Regions from separate parts of the Homo sapiens genome. Here region 2 is linked to region 1. A link is a loop called in an ENCODE intact Hi-C map of the cell type or tissue named here. Cell type or tissue: CD4-positive, alpha-beta T cell. All regions are shown on one strand.

Region 1 (2,500 bases):
AACATGGTGAGACCCTGTCTCCACAAAAAATTTAAAAATTATCTGGGTGTGGTAGCTCATGCCTGTGGTCACAGCTGCTTGGGAGGCTGAGGTGGGAGGATCACTTGAGCCCAGGAGGTTGATGCTACAGCGAGCCGTGTTCATGCCACTGCACTCCGGCCTGGGTGACAGAGCAAGACCCTGTCTCAAAAGAAAAAAAATTAGAATTTTAAGGTGGTGACAGCAGAGCATGAACTCAAGCGTGGGGTCCATCCAAGCATGGGGTCTGCGCACCTGCACATGTTGCACACCCATGCAACAGCCCTGGGAGCAGGCAACACGTGCTTCACCAAAGGCCAGTTTGAGGCAGAGAGACCATAACTTCTGGGTGTGTTTTAGGGAGGACAGTCAGAGGGAGAGGTAGTAGTAGTTTCTGTGAGGCTCAGGGCCCTCCTGTCCTTGTATCAGAAGATTGTGAGCATCTGAAGGGTGAGGGTCCAGCTGGTGTCTCCTGAGAAAGCCATGGATAGTCCTGATCTATGCCCTGTGCCCTTCCTCTGTCCTGACCTGCTCTGTGCCTCTCTCTCCCCCACCAGACTCGCTGGACATGCACTCAGTCACGGGCATCATCGTGGGTGTCTGCCTGGGCCTCCTCTGCCTCCTGGCCTGCATGTGTGCTGGCCTGCGCCGCAGCCCCCACAGGTGAGCAGGGGAGCCAGTCTGACTTCAGGGAAGGGAGACTTCCAGGAAGGGCTGCAGAATGGGCCATCAGGGAAAGTGGCCATGACTTGCCCTTGGCACTCCCAGGAGCCCCGTTAAAGTCAGGACTCTGGGATGAAGGAATCAGGGATGATGTCCTCCTGAGAATGGGGAGTGGACTTAGGGGAGCCCCAGCCTACCCTCCTCAGCAAGGCCAACAGAACTGCCTCACTCCCACTTCCTCTGTAGCTGCCAGCATCTTGGAAAGAGGGGCCCCAAATCTCCAGATGCCTGCAGCCAAGGGAAGAAGAGCCCTGTTTACAGCATCAGGCTGTTTTGAACAATAGCAGTTTTTCTTACTCATTGCACAGACCAGGAAAGCAAATCCCAGAGATGGGCAGGAACCTCCCCAGAGACATAGGCTGGACCAGATCCCAGCCCCGCCTGACCCCTTACTCTGACCGCTATGCCTTGTTTTCCGTCTTCCCTTCCAGGGAATCCCTCCCAGGCCTGTCCTCCACCGCCACCCCCGGGAATCCCGCGCTGTACTCCAGAGCTCGGCTTGGCCCCCCCAGCCCCCCAGCTGCCCATGAATTGGAGTCCCTTGTGCACCCCCATCCCCAGGACTGGTCCCCGCCACCCTCAGACGTGGAGGACAGGGCTGAAGTGCACAGCCTTATGGGTGGCGGTGTTTCTGAAGGCCGGAGTCACTCCAAAAGAAAGGTAAGTCAGAGCCCCACATTGCGGCTCTTTTCTAAATAGGACACCAGGGGGCGACAGAGCACAACGCGTGGCTATGCGAGCATGGCTCTACCTCCTCTTCGGAGCCGGCTGCGGACGCTAGGGCCTCTCTCCCTCCTCCACGGAATGGTTGGCTGTCAGGGAAGCACATGGGCCTCCATATCCCGGCGGAATAGGTCAGCTTGGTTCTCACGAAGGAAAGGGCCTCCCAGCAGGTGACCCAGGGTAGCCAGAACACCCAGCTCCCTCCTCATCCCTGGAGCTGGGGAGACCTCTGAGACCCAGACATCCCCGTGTGGGGAGAAGAGGCCAGTCGGCTTGGCTGTGGCCAAGTGGGACTGGGACCAGGATAAGGTGAGGCCTTCGCTGGGCTGGTCCCTTTCATGCTGGCAGGGGCGGCACATCCCACCCAACTCCGACCCGTCCTCCCTCACCCTCTCCCCGCCTGGCTCGGACACCGCGGGCTTTGCAGAGCGTCTGGTGTTCCGCTCCTCTGCAGGAGGACTCATCCTCAGATTACCCCGCTGACTCTGAGCCCTTTCGATGCTCCTCCCCAGAGCCTTGGAGAGGGAGAGAGCAGCGGGTGACAGTCTGGACCCTGCTCCCCCGCGGCCCATCCCAATTCCCTCCCCCGGGCTTCCCTCTCCCAGCCAATCCTGGTCGTGCCCCTTACTGTCCCCTTCTTTCCCCCGTGCAGATCTCCTGGGCTCAACCAAGCGGGCTGAGCTGGGCTGGTTCCTGGGCAGGCTGTGAGCTGCCCCAGGCAGGCCCCCGGCCGGCTCTGACCCGGGCCCTGCTGCCCCCTGCTGGAACTGGGCAGACGCTGTTGCTGCAGGCTCTGGTGTACGACGCCATAAAGGTCAGCGTCCTGGAAGGAAGGGGCAGGAAAGGAGGAAAGGGTCTCTGTGCTTGTGAAGAGGAAGTAATGAGTTCTCTGGAGACCCCTGGGTGGTAACTTTCCTGGGGATAGAAGTCTAGCCAGGAGACCCCTGGAGCCTCCAAAGGTTGAGTAGGTGGAGGGCAGGCCAGTTTGCAGGAACCTGTTTCAACCTGGGTTGAAAACAGCCCCTCCTCTACCCAG
Region 2 (2,500 bases), 350 kb after region 1:
TGACCATGTCCTCGGGATGCGGCAACCGTGGTGACCGTACAGTCAACACAATAAGCCCCAGCATTCGCACTGTAGTTGAGCTCATTCAAGCAAAGCTATCTACAGTAGGGAATTTCCCCTGTAAAGAGGATGTGCATTTTGGCCGGGCGCAGTGGTGCAGCCTGTAATCCCAGCATTTTGGGAGGCCAAAGCAGGAGGATTGCTTGAGCCCAGGAGCTCGAGACCAGCCTCGGCAACATGGCAAAACCCTGTCTCTACAAAAAAAAATTAGCTGGGCATGGTGGCGCGTGCCTATAGTTGGAAGGCTGAGGCGGGCGGATCACCTGAGCCTGGGAGGTCGAGGCTGCAGTGAACCGAGATCACGTCCCGGCACTTTACCCTGGGTGACAGAGCAAGACTCTGTCTCAAAAAAAAAAAAAAAAAAAAAAAAAGTGCCTGGTACAGCCCCTTCAGCCCCTACCCCCAAGGCTGTAAATTTTATTTTGATATTTCTTCCAGAAGCCAAGATCTCTGACTTATATACAAGGGCCTTTAGGCCAAGTGTGAGGAGCAAGCAGAAAGCACCTGTTAATGATAAGACTGGGTAGCTCTGGTTTAATTTATTACAGAGTCAGCTACATCAGATTGGAGGCAAGTAGGATTCCCACAGGAGAGCAGGATATAAGCAAATGAGCCTTTCTATAACTGTTACATAAGGACTGAGATGATCATTATCCCCCACAGAGGGATGTATTATAGACCTGAAGGTTTTGGCAAATCTCCAGAGAATGATAATCTATATTGTAAAATGTAAAGAGGATACCACAAGCATCTCCAACCAACCAAATTATTACACTTCTAGGAAAAATTTTCTTAGAAGTGTATTTATTGATAGCCCTTACATACAAACAGAAATATGCTACCACCCCACACAGGATACATGATATATATTCACAATAACAATCTATACAAAACTTCCTTGGGGTAGCTTCAGCCTCTCTTTCCCATATTCTGAACCTGGTAAATAAAGGAAGCATGCTAGTGAGCAGCTGATTAGAAACTATGGAGCTAATCAATTGCATGCAATCGCTCTTCTTTGAGTCCCACGTGAGGGTAAAGGGTGAGGAAGCAAGGCTGTGGTGCTATCTAGTGGCTGTCTAGGAAGTAGCAAAGGCGGTTTTGTTTAAAAAAGGATTTCTGTTTTATCACTCCATATGTGGAGCCTGATTTCAGAGAACAGCATCAAAAAGTGTTTTCCGATATAAACATAGGTGTCCAAGAACAAGAACTGGCCACAGCTGTAGCTATTTTACTAACTAGTCTTTCCTCCTGTTAACAACATACAGCTTTGTTAACACTGTCTAGCATTTTTGCTGGGGGTAAAGGGCTGGGAACTAAAGTTTTTAATATTTGATCTCTTTAAGTGTACTTTGAAATATTCTCTTGGTTTTCTAGGATGCCCCTCAGCAGCAATGAGGAAACGTCCATATTGTTAGGCTGCTTCTCCTACCTGTGGTATATCTGGCTTCGCTTCCTGGGGTTCCTGATACCCCTTAGATGTCCCTTAACCTCTCCAGTCTCTCTCCTTATCAAGGAGAGTCCTGTGGACCCACACTGCTGTGTGTGGCCTTTCATCCCCGGCCCTGATTTACAGAGAGGCTGGACAGGTTAGGGAGTGACATCTACTGGACCACACAGGGCAGTAACAACACAGAGGGCAGATTCTGTCAGAGGTACTGGAGCAAACGGACTATCCGTCACGCTCAGTGACGGGACAGGCTGGTGGGCAGCACCTCCTTGCGGGCATCTGATACAACCACAGGCAGGCGATGGCAGTACATGGAGTGGCTCGCTAGGAACTGCATCTCAAAAGGCTTCACTGGACTGTGCCCCTGAGGTCAGTTCCTGCCCCTGGCACTGGGCTGACACCTATGTGTGGCAGTCCTTCCCCTGGTCAAATGTGGCATTGCCTCCTAGGCCACAAGCAGGGGTTCTTGTGGACTTAGGCGTTGGCCACCTTACTAACTGGAGTTCTGTTCTGTGGTAGTTATCCTCACCCTGCAGAAATACCCATATAGTCATGGAGTGGGGTGAGATGACGGGAACAGGAAGTGGAAATGCTTGTTGCCTCTTCCCATTCCCAGATCAGCTCTCCCAGCCCCTAGTCATGGAGGCCACTCCTGCATTCCAGTTTTCTACTAAACGTCTCCATTTGCTTGTCTCATCACTTCAGTTTCAAAGCATTCAAGGGTGAAATGTCATGTTGACCACCAAGTGGGTTATTTCCCTACGTCAATGACACTGCTATTGTCTTGTCACCCAGACTCAGAACCTGGAGTAATTTCATTGATTCAGCATCCGCACACACTCTATTCATCAAGAAAGATAAATTTCTGAAAACAGGAGCACCAACTGAATTAGCATTATCTGGGTTCCAATCCCCTTGTATGTGCTTTCTGGGTGTCTTAATTTATTATGTAAAACTCCTTGCCATTCGGGGCTGGAGTCCTCATCTTCTCTG

What was found. A loop is a pair of places that touch in the nucleus more often than their neighbours do. Peaks named below come from ENCODE experiments on the same cell type or tissue, not always from the same donor. Only the 100,000 strongest peaks of a DNase experiment are listed, where the experiment ranks them.
Region 2: a loop joins it to region 1, with 14 times the contacts of the local background. A loop is called at or near these places in 13 of 110 quality-filtered maps.

The regions. Positions count from the first base shown.
Region 1 is chr15:65,384,732-65,387,231 of GRCh38, reverse strand. IGDCC4 (immunoglobulin superfamily DCC subclass member 4) reads left to right here. Exons shown (of 20, transcript NM_020962.3): 17 at 576-681; 18 at 1,173-1,401; 19 at 2,117-2,278. Among named protein-coding and RNA genes, the nearest start is that of IGDCC3, 8.0 kb to the right of the region's middle. RefSeq lists enhancers at 1,729-1,848, 1,869-1,918, 1,929-1,978, 1,853-2,464. In CD4-positive, alpha-beta T cell, CTCF peaks have their summits at 1,264, 1,479 (motif pointing right), 1,993 and 2,258 (motif pointing left); DNase peaks (open chromatin) are centred at 1,471, 1,921 and 2,221; H3K4me3 peaks cover 1,092 bases; H3K27ac peaks cover 510 bases.
Region 2 is chr15:65,032,492-65,034,991 of GRCh38, reverse strand. No RefSeq gene overlaps it. Among named protein-coding and RNA genes, the nearest start is that of MTFMT, 4.1 kb to the right of the region's middle. RefSeq lists an enhancer at 1,587-1,666. In CD4-positive, alpha-beta T cell, CTCF peaks have their summits at 1,010 and 1,210; DNase peaks (open chromatin) are centred at 1,111 and 1,761; H3K27me3 peaks cover 571 bases.